2 separate regions of the Mus musculus genome follow, and region 1 is linked to region 2. Evidence: chromatin loops called from intact Hi-C (ENCODE). Cell type or tissue: gastrocnemius. All regions are shown on one strand. Links, peaks and the distances in the headings refer to the core of each region. The heading gives the core; the rest is flanking DNA. Region 1 overlaps Chrm3 (cholinergic receptor, muscarinic 3, cardiac). Region 2 overlaps Chrm3 (cholinergic receptor, muscarinic 3, cardiac).

The links. Peaks named below come from ENCODE experiments on the same cell type or tissue, not always from the same donor. Only the 100,000 strongest peaks of a DNase experiment are listed, where the experiment ranks them.
Region 1: it touches region 2 in a loop (3-fold over the local background); 2 of 42 quality-filtered maps call a loop at or near these places.

Annotation. Positions count from the first base shown.
Region 1 is chr13:9,975,616-9,980,997 of GRCm38, reverse strand. All of the region lies in intron 4 of Chrm3 (cholinergic receptor, muscarinic 3, cardiac), which reads left to right. Among named protein-coding and RNA genes, the nearest start is that of Gm40665, 180 kb to the right of the region's middle. In gastrocnemius, for the core only: a CTCF peak has its summit at 2,382; no DNase peak of the experiment used is centred there.
Region 2 is chr13:9,879,816-9,885,197 of GRCm38, reverse strand. All of the region lies in intron 4 of Chrm3 (cholinergic receptor, muscarinic 3, cardiac), which reads left to right. Among named protein-coding and RNA genes, the nearest start is that of Gm40665, 86 kb to the right of the region's middle. In gastrocnemius, for the core only: a CTCF peak has its summit at 2,740 (motif pointing left); DNase peaks (open chromatin) are centred at 2,705 and 4,568; H3K4me3 peaks cover 291 bases; H3K27ac peaks cover 441 bases.

The DNA.
Region 1 (5,382 bases), core at 208-5,207, 96 kb before region 2:
GCAAACTTTATATGCCTCAGTACAGGGGAACGCCAGGGCCAAGAAGTGGAAGTGGGTGGGTAGGGGAGCGGGGTGGGGGAGGGTATAGGGAACTTTCGGGATAGCATTTGAAATGTAAATAAAGAAAATATCTCAGAAAAAAAGAAAAAGAAGACATGTGAAGAAGGAATTCTTTCCTGTGCTTTCCAATGCACCATTCTAAGAGTAGACAGCTCTTCTGTATCAACCTCTGCACTAAGGAGGCCATATAGGGGGGTCCAAGGGACTGGCTGGCCAGTCGGTCTAGCCAGTTGGTAAACTCTAGGTTCAGTGAGAGATTCTGTCTCAGAAAATAAGGTGGAGAAGTAATTGAGGAAGATATACAGCATTAACCTCTAGCCTTCACACACACACACATATTTCTCAGGATATTAAACAAGGATTCTGAGAATTGCTCTCCTTTTTCTCAGTGGAAATAACAAAAGCCTTGAATTTCATGTGGTGCCTGGTCATTGTGACATTTAAACATGCACTGAGTTCTTGAAGATAAGTCCTTCAACTCTAGTCTGGAAGCCAGAAGGTTTAACAAGTCACATGATGCAAGCTGTCTAAGAGAATGTTCATATTAACAAGCAAGCAGACCTGCACTAATTAAAGTCCAAAAGCAGGAGACCTTCCTTTTGAGAACAACTACTGAAGACTCGGGCAACCACACTGTCAGAATAGCACGTAAAGAATTCCAATTCTGTGGAAACAGCCATTGGTACAGCAGCTGACAGACTATCATTTTGTCTTCCTGGGACTTGCAGGAAATGGAAAACAGACCAATTCACCTTTTACATTATGGTTCTCTGAGTATTTATGGCCTTGGCATTAGAAATTGATAGAAATTATGGTAATGGGAGAGTGGCAACATCCTGCCTTTCCAGGAATGTTTGGTTTTCCTTAGTGATGACAGCTTTATGGTTTTCTTGTGAAAATCCCCAGAAGGTGCCATTACAAAATTGACACCTTTTGAGATATTGCAAAGGCCAGTGGCTCTGAAGAGAGGACGCATATTATGAAACAGAAGCTGAATCAAACTTGGAAGTAAAGAATGAGATGCCCACTACAATGTGGGGAAATTGACTTCTTTCTTGTGATGCATGGTTATTATCCTTGAATGTCCTCCAGTTATTTATATAATGGACCACAATACAGAAATTGCTCTTTCTTTGCAAAAAAACAAACAAACAAACAAACAAAAACACACAAACAAACTAACACAAAAACAAAAAACAAAGACCAGTGCATTTTCTGGATCACATTTTCTTCTAGGAAATCCCCCAAGGTGGGGACATTTGAGCCATCTTGTTCCCATTTCCCCTGTTGCTCATCACTGCTCATGTTTGTCTACATCTGCATTAGAACTGCCTTTAGTTTTTAAGGGAGTTTATTTAGCATTTGGGTTTCCAGGGAGACAAATGACGGTGAAGTGTCTTGACAGCTTCACTCTGTAGTTGTTTGGTCCATGCAGACAATGCAAGCTCCTCCTCAAATGCTCCAGCTCAGCCTGGTCAGCAGTTCTGCTCCACCAATTGGTGCTTAGGACATGGCCACAGACACATGGTAATTCTTCAAACCCATCTTCCCTCACCTGTTACAATACTTCTTATTTCCATCTCAATTCATATTCAGATATTTTCCCTTAATTCTGTCCTTGTCTGGGATGTCCACAAGCTCCTCTCCATCAAATGTTATTTTCGTGGTGTCCTCATATTGCCCTTAATACTAGTAGTTCTTGCTAAGTCCCCTCCAAAGTCCTTAACTCTTCTCTACCTCTTACTCTTCCACAGTTCCAAAAGCATCTCCTGACAGTTCCCCTCACTCTCTTTAGATGTGAAATAAACACTGAGAATGAGAGTTGTCTGGACGGGGAGATGGATCAGTTGGTGTGGTGCTTGCCATGCAAACACAAGTACCTGAGTTCAGCCATCAGAACAAGAAGTGGGAGTGAGTGGGTGGGAGAGTGGGTGGGGGAGCGTGTGGGGGACTTTCAGGATAGCATTGGAAATGTAAATGAAATAAATACCCAATAAAAAATGCTACACACTCACACAAAAATAACAGTAACACCAGCAAAGGAGAGGTACAGACAAGTGGACCCCATCGGCTTGTAGGCCTTCCAGCTTAGCTTTTCTTGGTGAGTTCCAGGTCTGAGTGAGTTATCCTTGTCTCAAAAACCAAGCTGAAGGGTTGAAAAAGAACCGCTGGTGGTGTTCTCTGACCTCTACAGTCACACACACACATGAGTAAGAGCTAGTCTACATGGAAGTCTCCTGTGGTTCATGACACACTGGACTTCTCTTTGAAAACTTGCAAACGAGCAGATAAGGACACATATTTTGATGGGTGTAATGCAGTGAGGGCCAGACAGAGGGCAGAGTGGCTTGCCATCCTCTGACCATCTGGCCCCTAGTGTGCAAAAAACATGGCTAGCTTAATTGTGAAGCACAACTCACAAGTGTGAGCAAGATTTGGAAAGTATACCATTCTCTGCGAACCATTCACTGATGTACAAACTAAGCAGGCAAACTCTGTATACTGCAGACCCATGAGTAAGGAACTTGGCTTATTTATCTGAAGGAGCTCATAAACAGGTGTGACAAATGCAAACCATGAAGAATTAGGAGAATGAGAGGCAGATGAAGGCGCATAGGCTACTTAGCCTGTGAGCTCTCAAAATCTGCTTCTCTGTGCTACCCATAATGCCTGGGTAAAAGCCATGCACGCTCAGCTTTTTATGTGGGTTCTGGGGATTTGAACTGGGATCCTCATGTTTTGAAGACAATTGTTTTTGCCGTCTGAGACTTTTCCTCAGCGCCCCTTCCTCCATGTTTCTAAAGCCTCTGCTTAAGCAGAAGCCAGGAACTGTGGTGAGAAGGAAAAGGAGAGAGGGGGAGGGGGAGGGGGAGGAGGAGGGGGAGGGGAGGGGGAGAGGGGAGAGGGACAGGGACAGGGACAGGGACAGGGAAAGATGTCTCTTAATTGCATTTTCTGAATAATAGGAATAGAAATGCCATCTGTCTCATCACATTCTTGTAGTGACTAAATGAACTTGGGTACTTTAAGATGCTTCACAGAGTGTAAAACACTCTCCAAGGAAGATTATAATTAGCATCATCATTCTTATTAACTGTGCAAACTTCAAAGCACTTGATTTCCCTTATTGGTTAATTCTAAAGAGGTTTGCCTCTATTCTGTTTCTTCCTAGGATGCTAATAGTTGCTATTTCTCTCTCACATTTTAAAGGTGGGGGAGGGGTAGAAGATGTCTTCGGGAGCCAGAGCCTATGTTTTAAAAGCTTTTGATTCTCCAAGCTGTGAGGTAACCTAGGCTTCTCAGACACCTTTGCCACAACTACTTTCATAGGCTCCTGTCTGCAAAGCTCTGAGAGAAATGCTAAGATGTTGCAATAAGCCCTCAACTGGCACTGGTGCCCTTTGCCAAACTTTGAGCCACCAGGGTAGTCTCCATTCAGAATTTCTGCTGTTCTCATAAGAACCTCCTACCTTCCATTGCCCTGGCCCCTTTCACTTATAAAATGACTTGGGCATCGAGATGTTAAACAGACTTCTTGCCTCTTGTGGGATGGCACTACAGAGCATGCACATCTGTGACCAGGCAGAGATTACAGTTGCTGACCCAACAGCAGCAGATGGGTGTGCTTAACAAGAGAATTGGATTGACTGCAAGGATTAAACTGAGAGAGGCGGATGGATTAGTCAGCAAGATACACTGGGTTTCAGGAATGATGGCTTGTGGCTGTGAGTGTGCTCAGTGTCTAGCCATAGCTACAGTGCCTCCTTTAGGACGGGGCACAATACTATGTCTGCCTTTGAATATATACATGTTAGAGCTGAGGGTGAGCCTTAGTTGGTAGAGTGCCTAATACCATGCACGAAACCCTGGTTGGTTCCCCCAATAGCAAATAAACTAGGTGTCATGATGCGTGCCTATAACCCCAGCACTTGGGAAATGGGGGCCGGAGGATTAGGAATTCAAGGTCATCCTTGGCTACACTCAGAGTTAGAAACCAGTCTAGACTGGAAAGTTTGTAATACATCCCCTTGCCCTCCCACAAACACCCAGCTTTTGGCAATATTAGGTGCCTTCTATTATCTTTAAAGTAATAAAAATAATAATAAACTATTCATGGAAAAACCCAAAGAAAGTACCCATTCTGTTTTGAGTATAGCACCTGCCAAGACTGCAAAGCTGTTTCCTGGTCTGAGAATATTCCACAGGGCTTGGGGTGCCTTGCAGGTTTTGATGGTGATAATGATGAAAATTCCCATTTATATAATTTGTTTCCACTGTGTGTATGTGTTGATATGTATATGTGTGTGTGGATATGTGTGTGTCTCACTCTGTGTGTGTGTGCATGCACACATGTGTCACACATATACCAAGGAACATGTATGGAGGTCAGAGAATAACCTCTTGAACCAAGCCTACACTTTCTACCTCCCTCTGAGTATGTTCTCTTCATTTTTCTCTCTACAAGCCCTGGGCAAGCTGGCCCTCTGGCTTCTGGGGTTCTTCTGTCTCTGATTCCAATCTCCCCAGAAGAATGCTGAAGCACAAGAATTACATACAGCACGTGCTACTGTGGCAGCTCTTCACCTGAGCCATGGGGACTCCAAATGAGGGTCTCAAGTTTATACAGCAAGTGCCTCAGCCACTAAGACATCTCTCTGACCCTTACATAATAATTTCCTATTTGCAATCACAATTGGGTATTTGAACCCAAAAGCAAAAGACAAGGGTTTGGCTACAGATTACAAATGTTGGTCGTTAACCCCGTGAGTTCTCTGAGACAGGATACATTTTACTGGGCTAGAAGATGCTATGATCCTCTAATCTTTAAGACTGCGATTCCTCTTCATCTCCTTACAAAAAGAAAAGTAGCTGGAACTCCTTAAGATGTGCTTGTAAATAATTATTCTCTGGCCCTTTTATTAACAGGTTTTAGTTTTATAGGTTTATAGCAAGAATAATGTTTATAGATTCACACAACTTAAGAAAAAGGACACCCTGCTTAAAAGCCGTTGCAGCACTTTTACAGCATTATTTTGGCAAGGAATCCCTTCTAATCCACCCTCTCTGGAGTTTGGGCGTCAAGCCCTTAAATAGGAATGTTACAGGGGACTGGAAGGGGTGCTGCTTCTGTGAGGAGAGGAGCCTTGGAGAAGTGAATGGAAAATTTTGCCTCTGTTTACCATGAATGAGCCTGGGGTTCCAGCAATACGCTTATGCCAGATAGAGAGTATTTCGTTGGCTTCACAATCAGCTGCATTTGGATACTGACGTGAAATATTTTCTGTCTTTCCTCATTTTGTCTCAGATCTGTAAGTGCCCTGG
Region 2 (5,382 bases), core at 167-5,166:
GTCTACAAAGAGTGAGCTTTTATAAATCTTAGAAAAAATCCATTCCACTGCCAATCAGAGAGGAGCCTTCTGTTTATCTTCCTGTCTTAGAGAAACTACTGTGGATCAGGCTGAGTGTGGATCAGGCTGGGTGTGGATCAGGCTGGGTGTGGATCAGGCTGGGTGTGGATCAGGATGGGTGTGGATCAGGCTGGGTGTGGATCAGGCTAGGTGTGGATCAGGCTGGGTGTGGATCAGGCTGGGTGTGGATCAGGCTGGGTGTGGATCAGGCTGGGTGTGGATCAGGCTGGGTGTGGATCAGGCTGGGTGTGGATCAGGTGTTTCCTGTCGTTGCTGTTCAGTCCTCAAGTGTTGGGTTCTGCATTTTTCTCTAACAAGGAAGCAAGGTCAGAGGGCTCTGTGACCTACCAGTTGTTGGGGTTGGGGACACATCCTGGACTCTCGGGGGGGAGGGGGGCTGTGGCAGAGCTTCTCCTGCTTCTGCTTGAGCGCCCCTAAAGTAGGAACTGAGTTGGGGGAGACAGAAAAATCAATGGGAAGCTGTTGTATGCAGAGCAAGGACAGAAATAACAAGAGAGACCCTGCCTCAAAGCCAAGGTAGGGAGACAGTGGGGCTATCACGCACTGCTTCCGCTTTGAGGGATTTTGAGTTTTTGTTTTGTTTTTTCAAAGTTACAATTGCATATAGAGATGTATCAGTTGGAATGTGCAAACAAATGGGAATATTAAAGAAAATCAGATATGTGGAACATGTCTGTCTGGCTATAAAGACAGTCTTTTAAGTGTGGACCTTAAAAAAATAGCTAGGAATTTCATAAATTCATTCTTTTTAATAGCTGAGTAGTACTCCATTGTGTAGATGTACCACATTTTCTGTATCCATTCCTCTGTTGAGGGGCATCTGGGTTGAAAAAAAAAAAAAAAAGAAAAGAAATGACTAAATTCAATGGAGGAACTAGAGAAAGCACCCAAGGAACTAAAGGGAACTGCAACCCTATAGGTGGAACATCTGGGTTCTTTCCAGCTTCTGGCTATTATAAATAAGGCTGCTATGAACATAGTGGAGCATGTGTCCTTCTTACCAGTTGGGGCATCTTCTGGATATATGCCCAGGAGAGGTATTGCTGGATCCTCCGGTAGTACTATGTCCAATTTTCTGAGGAACCGCCAGAATGACACCATTGCATACACTAGCAAGATTTTATTGAAATGACCCAGATGTAGCTGTCTCTTGTGAGACTATGCCGGGGCCTAGCAAACACAGAAGTGGATGCTCACAGTCAGCTAATGGATGGATCACAGGGCTCCCAATGGAGAAGCTAGAGAAAGTAGCCAAGGAGCTGAAGGGATCTGTAACCCTATAGGTGGAACAACATTATGAACTAACCAGTACCCCGGAGCTCTTGACTCTAGCTGCATATGTATCAAAAGATGGCCTAGTCGGCCATCACTGGAAAGAGAGGCCCATTGGACACGCAAACTGTATATGCCCCAGTACAGGGGAACGCCAGGGCCAAAAAGTGGAAGTGGGTGGGTAGGGGAGTGGGTGGGTAGGGGAGTGGGGGGGAGGGTATGGGGGACTTTTGGTATAGCATTGGAAATGTAAATGAGGAAAATAACTAATTAAAAAAAAAAGAATAAAAGGAGGTCAGAGGACCACCACAGGTTTCAGTCCCCACCTGCTGCCTTGCTTGAGACAGAGTCCCTTATTATTTTTGTGGCTGTATATAATAAGCTAGCTGGCGAGCCAGCTTCTATGGATCCTGCTGTCCCATCCCGCCACGCTAGGAGAGCAGGAATGACAGGAATACACACTATGGTGCTCCTTCTTTACTTGAATTGTAGGGCATCCAAACTTAGGTCCTTACTCTTGAGTGCCCAGTGTTTTACCAACTGAGCCATCCCCTGACCCCTAGGAGATCTTTAAGCAAAATGAATTCCACGGTTATGTAAGATCAAGCGGTATTTCCTCAAAGTGTAGCTGCTTCCCTTTAACAACAAAAGCCTAGCAGTCACAGGGGATGACATTGAATGACCTTCAGAATGTAGAAAGACAGTAGATAAATCTTAGATCTTACGTAAAGGTCTTCCCTCCTCTAAGAACCCTGGGGACACTGCACTAATTGGCTCCGATGAGAGGGGTCTTTCTGGTGTTTGAAAAGAATTACTCATGTTTGCTTTTGACTCCATTCCATTTCTCTAAAAACACTGATAAAAAAATGTTCTAGGCCTGAAAGGTGTTTGTGGAGATCCACAACTATCCTACTTAGATGTTTGGTTTTTTAGGTAAAACGGTGTTATTTCACAAGCCTCAGCCAAGCCTTTCACATCCTGTTGTCACGGTCAAATAAAAGCTTACGAAAGGCAGCAATCGGGCGGGAAGTCTGATACATCATCTTTTTAAAAACAAGCTTTCTCCCTTTTAAGTGGAATTTTATCCCACTTTTAGCCTTCAGGATTGTTTTGTTCACAAGAAGAATCACTGTACCATATTAGGCAACGTCTCTCCTCCTCACAGCTTGAGATGAAGATGAGGGCTTAGGTTCACAAGTTTGATTCCCTTTAAAGACATGTTTGAGTGGAAAGCTCTGTCCACCCTGTTTGATATCCTCTGCCGACCGACCTACCGCGTGACTGAACTAAGCTGAATTCCAAGTCTGTGGTCAGGGACAGCAGGCTGCTTAGGCATCTTACAGCAGCAAAGTTGTTCTTTGAGTCAACTTTGCCACCTAGTGGCCTGATGCGATCTTTCTATTCATGATGACATAGCTGCTGAGTGTTGTAATGAACTATGACAGAAAACAGACACACTCCTGTCCAAAGCAGAGACCCAAAATAAGCCCTGAATATGACATATACCAGATTTACAAAGAGGAAACACCATGTATCTGGTCTTTCAAAAAAAATGGTTGCAAACTGCAAAAGACTTCCCACGATTAGGATAAGAAAAAGAATAATTAAAGTGGAGATAGAATTAGAGAGCTGGAGAGATGGCTCCATGGTTGAGAGCACTTGCTGCTCTTGCATGGGACATGGGTTTGAATCCCAGCATCCGTGTGCTGGTTCACAGCCCTCTGTAACTACAGTCCCGGGGAATTGGATATACTCTCCTGACCTCTCTGAACACCAAACACACCGGTAGTGCACAGACTGTGCAAGCAAAACATTCACACATAAAATAAGCAAATCTAATTTAAAAATATAAAGAAATAGAAATAATTTAGAGTTCTGGGAGCAAGAAGTAACTTAGACTTTCCAAGTAAGAGGTTTAAAAGTTGAGAGTTTCGGCTCACTTTTCTGGATAGATGATAGGACTATATGCTTTGTGGACCAGAAGGACGAGAGAAGCTATAAGAAAATAGCTGACCTGAGACTTATTTCCAAATTTCTTACATTCTTTGATACTGTTGCTCAACTGAACAAGTCTAGTTGTTTTCAGTTTATAAAATATCATGTGACTGTCTGCAGGGAGGGATTTCTTACTGCCTGCATGACTGACTTTAGAAAAACAAGACTTTATTCATGTCTTTGCTCTCAGTTGTAGGACAGATCGTAAGCACATAGGCTGTGACTTCTGGATTCCACAGACCAAACACAGCAGCTTACAATAAGTGATTTTAAGGAGATTTGCTGATGCCAAAATTATTTTCTTTTAGTCCTACTCATTTTTTTTTAACTTTTTAAAAACAAATTTCAAGAGCCAGTGAGATGGATCAACACACAAAGGCACTTGCAACCACTGTTGACCTGAGGCACATTCCCAGCACCCACATGGTAGAAAGAGAGCACCAAATCCCCCAGATTGTCTTCTGACCTCCACCCATGCACCATGGCATATGCACCCACAATATGTATATCACATGTACAAAAAAAGATAAGCTAATAAATAAATATAATAAAAACACTTTAAACAAATTTATTTCTGTACAGTTGGCATTCACAACAAATGAAAAGAGTCAATGGTTTCTACCATGACACAGATTTACATAACCTGATACAGCAGATTATTGCATGTGTGGTCAGAGCAATTCAAATCCACTTGTTTGTTAAAAAAAAAAAAAAGTATAGTTAGGATTAGCTATAACCCTCAAGTTATATATTAGAGAGGTAGACTAGCCTAGAATATTCACTTGCTACTTTAACCAAATAGGTGAATCAAGAGCCATTATCTATGGATAATCAAATTGTTCCTTCAGAACTGCAGGGAACAAAGGGAGATTTTAGTAGTAGTAGTAGTAGTAGTAGTAGTAGTAGGAGGAGGAGGAGGAGGAGGAGGAGGAGTAGAAGTAGTATAAATGCAAGGTCGAAGTGGTTCTATTGATTCAGATGTAGCTATGTCTAGTGTTGAAAGGCCTGTCCTCAGATTGTATCTGTTTCTCAGGGTTTCACCCCATCCTGCTGCTACCTCATCTTCCATTTGCCTTCCCTTACTCTCAGATTTTGTACACAGATACAAAGGTGGTGAACAGCACCCAGCACCTCCAAAGACGAAAGACCTTTCTATCTTCCTAGCATCTACATGCATTGGCCAAGCTGATGCACTTTGTTTGGCTATGTGTCAAGTCCATGACTGTGGTCAAGGACTCGGGGCCAGGTGACAAATGCCTGTCTCAAACCTTGCTGGAAGAGTGTCAGCTTGGACACAAAAGAAAGCCAGTCATAGGAATCTGTCACCCTTTAGCAAGAAAGGATGAGAGACGACAGACAAGAAGCCTTGGGATTTCTGGATATTATGTTTCTTTATGTAATGAAATCCGCATGGTCATCATAAGACAAAAAAACAAGACACCAGAACATTATTCGTTCCCATGAGAGCAGAACCCTGAACCATGCCACAATGGCAAGGGACCCTTGCCATGGGTGTTAGTGCATGACACAGAGTAGCACTAAACTGGTAATATGTGTAAATAAGGTTGCTGTGCAAACCTGGCAGAAAAAAAGAAAAACTTTTTTAGATTCTGTGTCTAAGAACCTTTGCAGAAAATGAGACCCTAGGAAGATAAAGTCTCTCCAGAAAGTATATAAGAAATAAGCATGCTATCCAATGTTATAAAAAATAAGTATATCACATATTTCAATAATGTTTTAAAGATATGATGTCACGAGCTAAGGATGTAGCTCACTTTCTAATTCCCCCACACACACACCATGCAGGAAGGGCCTAGTAGATTCCTCAGGCCCAATTATACTAGGTGTGGTGAAACACACCTTTAATAAGAACACTCCAGAGGTAGAAACAGAAGAATAAGACTTCAAGATCATGTGTGGCTACTTGGTATGCTTGAGACCAGCCTGGGAGATAAATAGATAGATAGATAGATAGATAGATAGATAGATAGATAGATAGATAGATTGTTCCAAAACAATTAAGAGTAAACATGA